Regions from separate parts of the Homo sapiens genome. Here all the other regions are linked to region 1. The links are chromatin contacts, found by Hi-C or POLR2A ChIA-PET in ENCODE. All regions are on one chromosome and are shown on one strand. The core of a region is the stretch at or near the end of the contact, and the rest is flanking DNA. Distances in the headings are between cores, read along the strand shown. Region 1 holds the start of ABITRAM (actin binding transcription modulator). Region 2 has its middle 22 kb from the start of RAD23B. Region 3 overlaps PALM2AKAP2 (PALM2 and AKAP2 fusion).

Region 1 (5,162 bases), core at 1,873-4,372:
TACAAAGGGGGGTTTGAATAAGGGTCTCCTAGAATAGTGAGAGCAATTAGCAGAAACTCTTAGTATGAACTCAGTAAATGAACGACTTAAATCATCCACAGAAACTTTCCCAACCAGTGGGTTTGTTAAGACATTTTAACATGTCACTAAATTCTCCTTGGCATGATACTCTTTTAATAATCTGTCCATTTTGCCTAGAGTTACAGAGGGTAGAGATAGCATTCTATATAACCGAGTGTTGTGTGCAGGTACAGGGGGTGGGTACATGAGTATTACATTGACAATGCTTTAGGAATGGAAAAACAGTAAGGAGCAAATATATTTTCTCGTATTCATGTTTTTGTTTTTGTTTTTTTGAGACGGAGTCTTGGTCTTGCTCTGCCGCTCAGGCTGGAGTGCAGTGGTGCGATCTCAGCTCACTGCAACCTCCGCCTCCCAGGTTCAAGCCATTCTCCTGCCTCAGCCTCCCGAGTGGCTGGGATTACAGGTGCCCACTACTGTGCCTGGCTAATTTTTGTATTTTTATAGAGATGGGTTTTCACCCCGTTGGCCAGGCTAGTCTCAAACTCCTGACCTCATGATCCACCCACCTTGGTCTCCCAAAATGCTGAGATTATAGGCGTGAGCCATTGTGACCGGCCCATGTTTTTCTTTTTTTTTTTCTAACTCCCTTGGGAATTTTTTTTCTGTTTAATTTACATGTGGAAATATATGGTAAAGAAGAGTTAGTCACCTAAATTTTACAGAACTCGACATACTAGTTTAATACAACTAGAAGGGACAAAATATCTTGTTATATTGCTATTAGAGTTCTCCTTTCAAAGGCCTGCCTTCCCCCTCCTCCATCCTGGGCATTATAGGGATAGTAGCACAGAACCTAATATAACAGATACTACACCTCCTGAGATACCTAATTTGGGGGAGCTGAGAATTTCTTTAGGTGAAAGTATACCTAAAATTAGCACCTCAAACTGCTAGAGAAGTATGCTAAGCATATGCTACTGGATTCTAAGGTTCATTGGATCTGTCATTACCATGAATATAGAGGATGTAAGTAGATAATCACAGAATTACAGGAACATACCCGCTTAAATTTCCCAGAGACCTTGTTCTGAAGTCTGCTACAGTTGGTACTGATCTGATAGGAAATGCTTTTAATTGTTTTTCCACTTTGAAGAACTGGATGAGATTCTGCCAATGTGATGACACATATTCTACAAGGAGAAAAAGTTGATCCTGTGTGATTGCTTGGAATAATTTTTCCTCCCATAACTCCTATTGGAACAAGAATGTATGAACTGGTATTTGTTTAGTCAAACTATCATCTTCCCCCTTTTTCCTTTGGCTACTATTGGGGCATAACTGTAGAATAGAGAATACAATAATAAAAGAGAAAACAAGATTGAATTTCTTTCCCAGGAAAGGGAAGAGTACCAGAGGTCTTTAGGTAGGTAGCACTGGGGTAGAAGACAAAGAAATAAGGCATGCCTGTGTATACGAGATACCATACATGTCTCTACCGTAGCCCTTTCTGTGGGCTCTGAACAGTTCAGTAGTTGGGCACAGACTGGCCACTTCAAGTAGCAGCTGATGATGTGGTCCTCCATTTGGATGTTTGAGTAATCAAATTTATATGTTCAGAGTGGCCAGGCACTGGAATACTCATTCTTGCCAAACAAACTCCTATAATAATACCATTTCAACACAGTAGAAGATAATTAATGCATGTTTGTTTAGTGAACATTTGTTCAATCCAAGACCACAAGACCATACCAGGCTACAATACCAGGAAAAAAAAATTTTTGATAATTTAAAATTCCCAATTTGCTTACCGGTTAGAGTGCTGTAGTATACAGTGGTCCTCACAAAATTTTCCTTTGACATCTAGAAGAATACATGAGTCTGTTGGTGGCTGAAATCAATATTTACTACCACTATGTGGTACTTTCTTTGGGTCATATAGTTGATAATGAAGACTGGACACATACATGCTGCATGCTGATCACGGGTATCCCTTCATTACTCAAAAAGACATACCTAAAGGTTTCCTAGAAAGTATTTAAAGAGATCTGGCCCAGATAGAATAATTTATTCAACATTAAGGTAATTAACTCCTTGCTCCATCTTACTTTACACTCACTTCAAAATGAGTACACGTAGTATTTTTGCTAGGAAAATGCAATTAGCATCCCGTTCTTTATGATATATATTTTTTGTTGGTGGTTTCCAGGACTGTCCTGATGTTGGTGCAAGTCCGACATTCTGGGAAACCCCTCAGTCATGGGTGAACTAGGACAGGTTGGTCACCCTATGTTTGGCCAACAGAAAATATGCTACAATATATATTTTTTAAACTGAGTATAACCATTATCACTGAATGAAAGGAAGAAAGGAGAGTCCCCAACGATGCTCCCACCACTGGTTCTGCTTACACAAAACAGTACAAAAAGAATACCTACTTCTAAGTGGCAGATGGCGTCTCTTAAGGTAAATGTATAGATTCTTCTTCTTTCTAAATGTCTCTAATCTAACCCACCCTCTTCTCGCCATCCCTACTGCCTCTACCTTAGTTTCGATCTGATCATTTAAATAATTTTATGTATCGCTACTCCCTGTGAGAGTGAGCCCCTCAATCCCTCCAGGCACTTAAGGACTGTTGCAACCTAGCCCTCCGCCTACCTTTGGGGCCTCCGTTTAGAGTACTCATCTTACTGCGAGCAACACCCTAGAGCTCGCACTGCAATCGCCGGCCCCAGAATGCGCCCTGAAGTATTTCAGGCCACCAGGTCTTTGCAAATGCCATTCCCTGGGGCTAGACGGAACACAGAAGTCCAGTGCCTTCTGACGTGGGGACGGAGAGCCAGGGAGAGCGCGCGTGGCTTATGATCTGTCAACATAGTCTACACAGCATTAGGCCAGTGCGGCCAAGGAGGGATCAACATCACTCCGCACTTACCCGGTTTGTACCAGCGAGTGAAGTATCGATCCACGAGCGAAGGCACCACCGGCTCCGCGGCTTCGGGCTCGGTAGCCATGGCGACCTCCGGCGCCGCCACCCCCGCCCTCCGGGACCCCAGCGCTTCCTCCGCGCAGCCCGGACTGGGCGTGCTCTTCCGGCGCACAGCGCGTGTCGTGCGCACGCGCGCTGCTCTCAGGTCCGCAGGTTCCACCCCCCCCCCCGCCCCCCCCAATTACAGTGCTTTGGGGTTCGACATCAAAACAGAGATCAAATACAAAAGTTTGGGCAGATGGGCAAGAGGGCAGAGGGACAGGGGACGCGGCCAATGTAGCTCCTCTACCTCTACGGTGCCAGGCCTACAAAGAAGGCCGGCCGCCGTAAGTGACCAGAAGCGGGCCCGGCCTCGCCCCCTCCGCCTGGTGACGTCACTCCCGCGCCGCACTCCCAGTGCTGCGGCTGCCTAGTTGACGCACCCATTGAGTCGCTGGCTTCTTTGCAGCGCTTCAGCGTTTTCCCCTGGAGGGCGCCTCCATCCTTGGAGGCCTAGTGCCGTCGGAGAGAGAGCGGGAGCCGCGGACAGAGACGCGTGCGCAATTCGGAGCCGACTCTGGGTGCGGACTGTGGGAGCTGACTCTGGGTAGCCGGCTGCGCGTGGCTGGGGAGGCGAGGCCGGACGCACCTCTGTTTGGGGGTCCTCAGGTAAGCGATCCATCCAGGGTAGGGGCACGGGAGTGGACCTCTCCGCCGGCGGTGTCCGGGTGAAGGAGACCCGGAGCCTCCTCTGCCTGCTGCGGGCCGGGGACTGGAGTGCGGGCTGCACCACCTCTTTCCTAGAGCCTTAAATTCTTTTTGCAGCCTTGCCACCTGCTCCATCGGGGGCGCTGGGAGGCGCGACAGCCCAGGGATGCCTGCTGCCCCTCCAGCCGGACTTAACCCAGCCTCTTGATTGCTTGCAGGGGGTTGATAATAACGCTGAAAGCGAGAGTATTAATTCACGATGGAAGGCGGCGGTTAATAGAGGCTCGGGTGCTGTGGTGCGGGTCCTTTCTCGCGTGTGAGACTTTTTCGTGGAGGTGGTGTCCTCTGTGCTTCTCCATCTAACGTGGTGTTTTACGTGGCTTTCTCTCCCGTTAACGATGATCTCCGTGGAGACAGTGGCTGAGTAATCTTCAGATCCCAGTACTTAGCAAGTGCTCAGTCGGTGTTGGATGTAGGCCACAAACCGGATCGTAAAGAATTCAACTGTATATTGACAGCCACGGAACTAATCAATGAATAGATCCGTATGAAGAGTAAGCAAAAAGGCAGCAAAGACAGTTTTTCAGCTTGGGGACATAGAGTAGAAATGGTCTGTCCCCAAATAGTGGGAACTGTCATTTGGGGGAAGAATAGCAAGTTCTTTGCTTTCCAGGTCGCATTTGATGTGCATGTGAGACATGCTTGTGATTCTATCAGGAGGTTGAAAATGTGGGTTTAGTGGTAAGTTTGGGCTAATTCAGTCAGGGCTAGGCATTTAGGCCTAATCAGCGTATTGGTGATCTACCTGGTATATGTAATCATGCATGTGATGTCTAGCCAAGAGGTGGATAGTCGAAGGAGCAAGGGAAGAAAATGAAGCAGTTATCAGGAAATTAAGAGAGAATCCACGATTGACCTTTGGTGTGGAGGGATCTTTAGCACATTTAAGAACTGCGAAGAGTTTGAATCAGTGGAGGCAGGAAGGTTGGAGGTTGCAGATGTCCAAGAAAGAGTACTAATAGGCCTAGGTCCTGTGGCAATATGGAGGATATTCCTTTCCTAGCCTGGAAAGAAGTGGAGGGAAGTCTTCCTCCGAGAAGATAAGGGAATAAGGCTGATGGGTGTGAAATTTCAGAGAAACTAGTTTTGAGGCGTTTTTATGATGTTTAAAGATGAAAAACGCAGCCAGGCACGGTGGCTCAGGCCTGTAATCCCAGCACTTTGGGAGGCAGAGGCGGGTGGATCACTTGAGGTTAGGAGTTCAAGAACAGCCTGGCCAACATGGTGAAACCCTGTCTCTACTAAAAATACAAAAATTAACTGGGCATGGTGCCGGGCGCCTGTAATCCCAGCTACTCCGGAGGCTGAGGCAGGAGAATCGCTTGAACCCGGGAGGCAGATGTTGCGGTGAGCCGAGATCGCGCCATTGCACCCCAGCCTGGGCAATAAGAGCGAAACTCCGTCT
Region 2 (5,162 bases), core at 1,470-3,969, 1.7 Mb after region 1:
CTGGGCAACATAGTGAGACCCTGTATTTAGAAGAAAAAAACAAAAAACAAACAAAAAACCCCCGAAATCACCAGATTCTTTAGTCTCATAAGTAGCAATGATGATGATAATGATGATGATTATAACAATGCTGTAAACATGGATCTACAAATATCTATTGAAATCTTTACTTTTAATCTTTTTGTGTATATACCCAGAAGTAGAATTGCTAGATCAAATAATAATTCTATGTTTAATTTTTTGAGCAACTGCCATACTGTTTTCCATAGTGGCTATACCATTTTACATTCTCACCGTCAACGCATAAAGGTCCTGATTTCTCCACATTCTCACTAACACTTGTTTTCTATTTTATCCCAGCACTTTGGGAGGCCAAGGTGGCGGATCACCTGATGTCAGGAGTTCAAGACCAGCTTGGCCAGCATGGTGAAACTCCGTCTCTACTAAAAATACAAAAATTAGTTGGGCGTGGTGGCAGGCACCTGTAATCCCAGCTACTTGGGAAGCTGATGTAGGAGAATCGCTTGAATCTGGGAGGCGGAGGTTGCAGTGAGCTGAGATTGCGCCATTGCACTCCAGCTTGGGCAACAGAGGGAGACTTTGTCTCAAAATAATAATAATAATAATAGTCATCCTGATGGTGTAAGGTGGTATCTTATTGTAGCTTTGGGTTGCATTTTCCCAATGATGAGTGATGTTGAGCATCTTTTCATGTGCTTATTGGTTATTTGTACATTTTCTTTGGAGAAATATCTATTCAAGTCCTTAGCTCATTTTTAAATTGTTTATTTTTTTGTTGTTGAGTTTTACAACTTCCTATATTTTGAATATTACTCCCTTATCAGATATGTGATTTTTCAAATACTTTAGTCCATTCTTTGAGTTGCTTTTTTACTCTGGTGACAGTGTCCTTTGATGTCCAAATTTCAAAAATTTTGAAGTCCAATTTATTTTTTTTCTTTGTTGTCTGTGGTTTTTGTTCATATCTGAGAAATCATTGTCAAAGCCAATGTCATGAATCTTTATGCTATGTTTTTGTCTAAAAGTTTTTTAGTTTTAGATCTTTAGGTCTTTGATCCATATTGAATTAATTTTTGTATGTGGTGTTAGATAAGGGCCCAAGAATGTCTTTTGTGTGTGCACAACATGTTCATTTTTATTACATTTAATAACTATTCCTATTTTAAGGCTCCCTGAGGACAACACTGCCTTAAAATCCTTTATACCCCTATAGTTCCATAAATTTAATAAGAGCTTAATGTACTTTTAAAAAAAAGAATGCTTTATGATTACTGATCATTGAATCAAATTGAAAATATTAGTCACTCTGTACCTTGATTATAGGACCCAGCATATAAGGGATTTTTTTAAATGTTTATTGAATTAAAGAATTGAATATATTCTTATTCTGAGAGATTTTATTTTCAAAGAAAACCATATTTTTTCAATTAAGTGATGTTGACAGGATTAGAAAATGAGATTATTGTATATGTTGTATTACACAATGCACATAGTAAAAAGAGAATAACACAAATACCAAAAAATAATTTCTACAGCCATTTTCAAAACAAATACTGGATTCCCACTTTAAGATGGTGAATTAAAACTGAGTTCATTTTTTTCTCCTCTAAATCTTTTTGAAGTAATTTCAAAAAACGTCCCAAAACACAACAGCTTTGGAAACCAAAACAAAGTGATGTGATAGTTATACAAAAATGATCCCAGTGAACCACGCTTGTTGGTACTTATTCCTCTGTGTAGTCTCCTCCCATATTGCAGGTGGACTTTAATCAATAAAATGCAGTGACAGTGATGCTGTAGCATTTTGGATTTAAGCCTTTAAAAGTCCTGGCACCTTCCTTTTTTGCACTCATGAAAGCGGACCATAATGTATGCATCCAGCTACCACGCTGTAGAAAGTGGTCATGTGTAGAAACCCTGGAGGATGAGATACCCCTAAGGATGAGGAGACAGGCCATGTGGAGAAGCATCAAGTTGCTAGACATGTGAGAGAAGTCATCTTGGATGTCTCCATGCAGCACAGCCTCCAGAGGACTGCCGTCCTAGCTGCTATCTATGACTGCATGAGAGACCAGAAGTGAGACCAGAAGAACAGCTCAGCTAAACTCAGTCAACACAGAGGCTCATAAGATAATAATAAATTGTTGTTTTAAACCACTACGTTTTTGGTAGATTGTACTCAGCTATAGTTCTGAAAGCTATAAAGCATCTGGAAATAGATTGACAGAAAAAAAAGAAAACACGTAAATTTTTCTGTATGAGTTCAAAGAAGAAAATTCCAAGCTCAGAGCCCAGGCACAGCTGTTAGGAGCCAGCCCTGAGGCAATTCACAGAACTAGGGGCTGGGAAGTGAACTGAAGGACTTCAGAAATTGCTAGCCTTCACTGTGCTAGATGTACTTGCTAACTGAAATTTGCCACAGTCAGTTCCTAAGCTGGGAGCTAAGGAGTTCAGTGGGATCAGTGCCCCTTCAGGTTACCATTATACATTGAATGTGTCACCTCCGCAGTTAAATCCCACAGCATCTCTTAGGATCCCAAAGTCAGAGGCTGGAATATTTGACAGTGTCAGGAGTGTGGGTGTGGGCAGAAACATCAAAACAAAGAATTAGGAGAGCTTCATTTATTCTGCTCGAGGGAGTTTCTAAACTGCCTCTAGGGAGGTGAGTAACTGAACCGATTCAAAGAGCAAAGGTTGAGCCTTACTGAGCTTGTTGTTCTCACCAAATAAAGGGGGAAGTGGAAACAAACAAAACCACAAAGGGAGAGATCTTTTAGCCAGTGCAATAATAAGAGCTATCACTTATATGCCATTTACCATGTGTTAAAGGCCACTGTTCCAGTTCACTCACAACCTTATAGAAAACCGTGGTAAAGAGGTTTGTGGTGTATGAATGGCAGCAGCCTGATCTTAGAGTTATAAACACAAGGCGATAAAAGTGACATTTCAAATCAGTGGGAAAAGAATGGATGCTCCAATAATAGCAAGTTCCTAATGCAGAAATTCGGCCAGTTATAGGTGGGTCAAATATTCCAGCTATGAAAAATTAAAATAAAGACAAAGATAAACCATGTGCTATGTTCAATTAATAGAGTGTGATTACAAATCAGTAAAAAAAATTGAGTGCCCTAAACTTGCCAAATTATATGGACAGACAACAAACAAATGAAAAATACAAGTGGTCAATAAATACACATTTGGAAATGCACTCCGTCTGGGTACGGTGGCTCACGCCTATAATCCCAGCACTTTGGGAGGCTGAGGCGGGTGGATCAATTGAGGTCAGGAGTTCAAGACCAGGCTGGCCAACATGGTGAAACCCTATCTCTACTAAAAACACAAAAATTAGTCAGGAGTGGTGGCACACACGTGTAGTCCCACCTACTCAGGAGGCTGAGGCAGGAGAATCGCTTGAATCCAGGAGGTGGAGGTTGCAGTGAGCCAAGATCGTGCCAATGCACTGCAGCCTGGGCAACAGAGTGAGATTCCGCTTCAAAAAAAAAAGAAAAGAAAAGAAAAGAAAAAGCACTCCAAGGCTGAGACTGGAAGATCGCTTAAGTCGGTGAGGTCGAGGCTGCAGTGAGCTATGATCGTCCGATTTCACTCCAGCCTAGGTGACAGAGCGAGATCCTATCTCAAATAGATAAATAGACAAAAAATAAAAAATAAAAAAGCATTCCACTTCACCAGTATTCAAACTCAACAGGAGTGATAACAACATATTAGTTATCACATATGGAACTTACAAGGAAATAATTTGAGGCAATATGCCTTATTAAATATTTAACCTTCATATGAAGTTGGAAAATGCCAAACAAGGTGATGCTGGGACAAAATGGAACAAATTGAATATTGAAAAAGATTATGTGATGAAAGTGACAATCAAATAAAGAAAAGGAAGATTACTTGGTTACATTATATTGGGACCATTAATTAAATGAAAAAAAAATCAGTTGGATTTATATCCTATACCATAGACTAAAATCATTCCAAACAGATGAGGGACTTACGTGTGAAAAATGAAACCTTTAAACAACTAGCAAGAAGTAGAGGTGAGTATTTACCTTATCTCAAGATAGGCAATGGCTTTCTGAGCACAAAATAAGGAATAAATTATAAAGTTAAAAGACTTAAGCTGGGTGCAGTGGCTCACACCTATAATCTCAGCACTTTGGGAGGCCAGGAAGGAGGATCACCTGAGGTCAGGAGTTCCAGACCAGCCTGGCCAACATGGTGATGAAACCCTGTCTCTACTAAAATATAAAAAATTAGCCAGTGAATCGCTTGAACTCGGGAGGCGGAGGTTGCAGTGAGCTGAGATTGAGCCATTGCACTCCAGCCTGGGAGACAAGAGGGAGACTCTGTCTCAAAAAAAAAAAAAAAAAGGCTTAATAACATCAATATCTATAATATATCTATTAAAAAACAAAGCAAAAACTACTTTAATTGCAATAATCTTTCATATGTAACATAGTAAGATAATACTCTTTATTGTTATCTTGCTAATCAGTTCAAATATCAAAGGGATACAGTTTTTGACTTATTTAATTGGCCAGGATTTGTATTAATGTGGCAATACTCAATGTAAGTAAAGATACAAAGAGATGGAGATTTTCTTGTGCTGCTTATAGACATATAAATAGGCAGTATTCCTGGAAAGTTATTTGGCAATATGTGTAAAAGGTCTTTAGAACTGTCATCGTTTTTGACATAATAAATCTACTTCTAGGAATTAATCCTAAGGAGATATTCAGAAATATGAACTCTTTTTATAAATAAGATTTATCCCTCTCCCTCTCCCTCTCCCTCTCCCTCTCCCTCTCCGTCTCCCTCTCACTCTCCGTCTCCCTCTCGCTCTCCCTCTCCCCACGGTCTCCCTCTCATGCGGAGCCGAAGCTGGACTGTACTGCTGCCATCTCGGCTCACTGCATCCTCCCTGCCTGATTCTCCTGCCTCAGTCTGCCGAGTGCCTGCGATTGCAGGCACGCGCCGCCACGCCTGACTGGTTTTGGTGGAGACAGGGTTTCGCTGTGTTGGCCGGGCCGGTCTCCAGCCCCTAACCGCGAGTGATCCGCCAACCTCGGCCTCCCGAGGTGCCGGGATTGCAGACGGAGTCTCGTTCACTCAGTGCTCAATGGTGC
Region 3 (5,162 bases), core at 1,229-3,728, 1.2 Mb before region 1:
ATTTCTTACCAAGGAACTTGCAAGAATTAGGTTCTTTGATTCACCTCCTCTCTGTCACCTGAAAACTATGCATCTGTTTTTGTGCATGGCTGAGTCTGATTCCTCATAAGATGCTCCCCTAACTAACTTGCAGCATGGAGAGGCCATGCAGAAGTAGGCAATGAGGACATCACATGGTGGCCCAGCACCAGCAGGAGCCAACCCAGACACACGGATCTATCTGAAGACCCAGCACAATCAGCAGGAACAGCAGAACCTGCTTGTACCAGGGAATTCAGCTGGTGGGGAACGTTCTGCTTTTTCCAAAGTTCTGCTGCCCAGAAGCTGTAACTGCAGGCTTGTCACAGAATAAAGACTTCTGGGCCCATAGGATCTCAAGAGTGAGGCTGGGCTGCACGCGGTGGCTCACGCCTGTAATCCCAAATCCCAGCACTTTGGGAGGCCGAGGCAGGTGGATAACAAGGTCAGGAGATTGAGACCATCCTGGCTAACACGGTGAAACCCCATCTCTACTAAAAATACAAAAAATTAGCTGGACGCGGTGGTGGGCACCTGTAGTCCCAGCTACTCGGGAGGCTGAGGCAGGAGAATGGCGTGAACCTGGGAGGCAGAGCTTGCAGTGAGCCGAGATAGCGCCACTGCACTCCAGACTGGGCGACAGAACGAGACTCCATCTCAAAAAAAAAAAAAAAAAAAAAAAAAGAAGAGTGAGGCTGACAGGCAGGTTTAACCATGGCAGTTGTCTTTTCCAAGCCTTTAAGGGTAATATCTAAAGAGAATGTGGAATTCTATACTTTGAAAAGTCCTGATTTCATTGCACACCTTCACCCCTTGCCAAACATAGCTTCAACATAGTCTTTTCTTACCAATTCCTTTCCAAATGGCATGCATTTTTCAAGAAAACATACTTGCTGGATTTAGATAAAGAGAACACAGGGAAGTCTGGGCCAAGGCAGAAAGATCAATTTTTAAAAGGCAAGGAGAACAGTACGTAGTCATGGTGCTCAATGATCACCAGTCAACTAACTTAGTTGACTTTGACCCTAGTACACCAAAAATGTTCATGTTTAGTTAACAGAATAATGAACACTTATCCCTGCTCATCCTCAAATTTAAAAATTTCTTCCTTGCTTGAGTACCCAGTTCTTTCGAAGTTTTCAAGGAATGAACCTGTTTCTGGAGTAAATGGCAGAGCTTCTTCCTGGGAAATAACTTTCAAAAAGAACTCACAAGAGCAGCTAGGCTAGATGGCTGATGTGGACTAAGTTAGTCCCTTGGCTATCCGCTCAGATCTTTGGACAGCCCGAGTGCTTTTGCCTACTGTAATTTGGGGCATTGGAATTGAGTTCTGAAAGCAGAAAGGAATCATCCTGGGTCACTAGGGAAGCACTGTTTCATGGCCCCTGAGAGTCAAATTTATACACCCAGGCCACCGCAAAAGAAGGATTGCAGAGCCACAGTGGCTCCTAAAAGGAGGATCAAGAAGGACCCAGGAAAATGCAGGGGTTGGGCATAAGATTGGGAAAGGGTAGAGGGAACCTGAGCTACAGGTTGGAGAGAGAAGCTATTACTGTATACCTCATAGAGCAGGCTCAACAAATGGGAAGGAGAAGGTAGGGGAAAGAAGATGGATTTTGGAGACAAATGAGAGCCTGAGTTTGAAACCAGGCTCTCCCATTTTCAAGCTGAGTGACCTTGGGCAACTTAATCTCTCTGGGCTCTAGTAGTAATTCTTTGAAAAAGAATATTATTACAGGTCCACAACTCTTCATATATAATTCCCAAATCCAAAAAACTCTGAAAAGAAAGATTTTTCATAACTTATTTGGCAGCAAAACCTGACATGAGCTGACATGAAGGTCTCCTAGTCTTTACCCACTTAATGTAACTAATTCTTCTTCTCAAGTTTTAGAGTAGAAATTTAATTTGATCACAGGGTGTTGACCCAGAACCTGCCAGTTGTGTTAAATAATAGTATGTTCATTGTATTACTTTTCTAAATAATAGTATATACTTTATAAATTCTCTAAAATCAGAAAAAGTCTGAATCTAGAAATATATCCGGCCTCAAGAGTTGAGGTAATTTGTATCTTAGAGGGCTGTTGGGAGGATTCAGTGAGAAAATAAGAAATGACAAGTGTGAAATAACTAGTATTATATGCAGCTTTAAGGCCTTGATAAATTGTAACTACCATGATTAGACTTTTGTAACCAGAGAATGTTCTAGAAATATGGTGGTGGACAATAACCATCTGTGGACACTCCACAATAAGCTTTAGCTAGCTTCACACAGCCAGAAGGGCTCCTACAAGCTGCACAGTTGGTGCCTGCCTTGCAGGAAAGAGAGGCACTGTGTACTACTGATGGAGAGCTCTCTCATCATCAATCCTTCTGTCAGATGCTGACACAGGGACTTCCCCCATGGAGCAATGAGGGCACCTCAAATGAAACTGTGCCTCATGTGGCTCTAATTTAGCATGGCACACTCCACCAAGCTCTGCTTCATGAAGAATGTGTGGACAGTCGCAAACATATTTTTCCTAAGACTTTCCTTTGTGATATTTGCAGATAATGAAGGGGAAAGAACAGAGACCCAGTTAAGAATCTTTATAATAATGTAATGATCACCTCATGTCTAATCTTATCTAAACAGACAGCAGCAGAAGTCAACACTTCCTGTACAGCTTACAAAAGTAACATTTATAACTATCACATCTTTCCACAAATTAGAAGACATGAACAGATACCCCAAGTTATGGAACTTAATAGCAAACTACACCTTCTCTTTTGCCACTCTCCATAATGTAGGTCTCACGGGGTGAATGATCTGACTTGGTAAATAAATTCAACATCTGGCATGAAAACAGAAACTCTCAAAAAACCAAACAAATCATCACCTAACTGGGTTTCTCTGGCATACTTAGAACTTGGAAGTGAAACCAGGATATCTAATAATAGACACAGATACTAAAGTGAGAACTGTTGGCAACCCCAATATGAAAAGACATTTGAAAAGGTCTTGAACTGCAACTTCAATACAATGTTTGGATATCCCACCCCCTAATTCTTTCCTCAAGGGTGTTTTACAGCACTGTGTGAGTTACCCCTTCAAATCAGGCTCATGTACCTGCAAAGGTGCTTCCTTTATTCTCTCTCTCTCCTTTTTTTTTTTTTTTTTTTTTGGCACTTTGCTGCCCAGCCTGGAGTACAATGGTTCGATCACAGCTCACTGCAGCCTTGAACACCTGGGCTCAAGCAAACTTCTTGCCTCAGCTTCCCAAGTAGCTGGGACAACAGGCATGTGTCACCACACTCAGGTAATTTTTCTTTTTTTTTTTTTTTTTAAGAGATGGGGACTTGCTATGTTGCCCAGGCTTGTCTCAAACTTAAGCAATCCTCTTGCCTCCACCTCCAAAAGTGCTGGGATTACAGGCATGCACCACCACCCCTGGCCTTCTTCCTTTTAGTCTCTAATTCTAAGTGCCATCAGCAGAGGGCACACATGCACACACTATTGGGAGCATGGCCCCTCACATAACATACAGGGTGTTCACCAAGATGGCGCCTGCCTTCGGAAGTGCTCATAAGCAGGAAGAGCTCAATCCAAGCCTATGAAATGGATGCATTACAATAGGAAGACATTTAGTCCATCAACTCACAGTGAAGGCAGGACAGCTTGGGGTTGTGTTCAGATAATTACTCCTTTAAAAACTCTCACTGGCTTCTCACTGACCATAGGGTAAACTCTAAAGTCTACAACCCTTAACATGATTGATAGAGCTCTTGGTTGTCTGGCTCCAAATCTATTTCTGTTTTGTTTTAAATCTCTTCCATTAACTTACTCTTAAATATCTCAAATGTGCCAAGTTCTCTATTCCTTTTGAGCCTCTCTTAGGTGCCCTTCCTTCTCCCCTACACCCTGAGCCCAACTTTACCCCTTCAGTTCTCAGCTTAGACAGTAATTTCCTAAGGAAGGAAGACTTTCTTTATCCTCCAAATGATATGGTCTTCCTTGTTTGTGCTCCTACAGGTCTCTGTGCTTCTCTGTCATAAAATTGCCTCATTTGTTTAATGTTGTTTCTCTTACTGAACCATTAAGTTCCCTGAGAGCAGGGACTATACATTTTTATTCACCTCTGTATAAACAAATGTCACTCAAATTCTATTTAAGTGGAGCTTCTTCCTTTAAAAGTCAAATAAGGGCCAGGTGCAGTGGCTCATGCCTGTAATCCTAGCACTTTGGGAGGCCAAGGCGGGCGGATCACCTGAGGCGGATCAGGAGTTGGAGACCAGCCTGGCCAACATGATGAAACTCTGTCTCTACTAAAAATACAAAAAACAAACAAACAAAAAATTTAGCTGGGCATGGTGATGGACACCTGTAATCCCAGCTATTCAGGAGGCTGAGGCAGGAGAATCACTTGAACCTGGGAGGTGGAGGTTGCAGTGAGCCGAGTTTGCCCCATTGCACTCCAGCCTGGGAGACAGAGCAAGACTCTGCCTCAAAAAAAAAAAAAAAAAAAAAGTAAAATAAGAACCAACAAGATAATTTCTAGATACCCGGTCATTAACAATGACTATATCCTTTTCAAAACAGAACTTCTATCATTCATTGTCCATCTTTTAAAAGCAAAAGCACTAAAAGCAAAAACAAATAGCATTTCCACACCAGGGGGATGGGGTTTCTGTCTAGATAACTTTTGTATGGAAAGAATTAGAAGATTTCTCCTTCCTTACCACATCTTGGCTCTCAGTGGATTTTATTTGCTTTAAGGTTTTAGGATTCCAGCATGCCACCAGCATGATTTCTACCAGAGAAGTTAAAAATTATATTTTTCATCACCTAGTATCCAATCATCAATCTGAGTCACACAACAAACTAGTGGAGTCACTTCTTCTGGCATGAAATATGAAATGTGCCGCAGGAACTTGGTAACACCTCCATTCACAAAACCACTGAAGCCAGGAGTTCTGACCCTAGCCATGAATTGTCTAGTTTGGCTGCTCAGAGTCACGTGTCAGCCTTCTCCCCGATCATGAACTTGGAGGTTGGCCAGCCAAGCAATACTCCAAAGATTTCCAGGCATGAACAGGAAGAAAATTGTATTTTACATTCCGTTTCTTTCAACTCATGTTGTAATTCTGGGAAGCCCGGGTGCCTG

What was found. A loop is a pair of places that touch in the nucleus more often than their neighbours do. ChIA-PET counts read pairs that join two places held with the same protein, here RNA polymerase II (POLR2A). Pooled maps may share reads with other maps.
Region 2: a loop to region 1 is called in a pooled map, with 4 times the contacts of the local background. The contact joins the enhancer-like site here to the promoter of ABITRAM in region 1. A Hi-C loop is called at or near these places in 2 of 50 pooled maps.
Region 3: a map of naive thymus-derived CD4-positive, alpha-beta T cell shows a loop between it and region 1 (6-fold over the local background). The contact joins the enhancer-like site here to the promoter of ABITRAM in region 1. A Hi-C loop is called at or near these places in 1 of 168 maps with a recorded cell type or tissue (naive thymus-derived CD4-positive, alpha-beta T cell) and 6 of 50 pooled maps. POLR2A ChIA-PET finds 5 or more read pairs at or near these places in 1 of 52 experiments (activated T-cell).

The regions. Positions count from the first base shown.
Region 1 is chr9:108,932,360-108,937,521 of GRCh38, reverse strand. ABITRAM (actin binding transcription modulator) reads right to left here and starts at 3,122. Exons shown (of 6, transcript NM_017832.4): 1 at 2,957-3,122; 2 at 1,833-1,884; 3 at 1,085-1,214. The coding sequence starts at 3,035. It overlaps ELP1 (elongator acetyltransferase complex subunit 1), which reads left to right and starts at 3,398. Exons shown (of 37, transcript NM_003640.5): 1 at 3,398-3,658. RefSeq lists a silencer at 2,896-3,175 and an enhancer at 3,926-4,155.
Region 2 is chr9:107,258,213-107,263,374 of GRCh38, reverse strand. No RefSeq gene overlaps it. Among named protein-coding and RNA genes, the nearest start is that of RAD23B, 22 kb to the left of the region's middle. RefSeq lists an enhancer at 4,428-4,967. Within about 2 kb of position 2,719, at least 3 of the 41 ENCODE cell types and tissues checked have a DNase peak (open chromatin) inside an H3K27ac peak, as active enhancers do.
Region 3 is chr9:110,141,432-110,146,593 of GRCh38, reverse strand. All of the region lies in intron 8 of PALM2AKAP2 (PALM2 and AKAP2 fusion), which reads right to left. Among named protein-coding and RNA genes, the nearest start is that of C9orf152, 64 kb to the left of the region's middle. Within about 2 kb of position 2,478, at least 7 of the 41 ENCODE cell types and tissues checked have a DNase peak (open chromatin) inside an H3K27ac peak, as active enhancers do.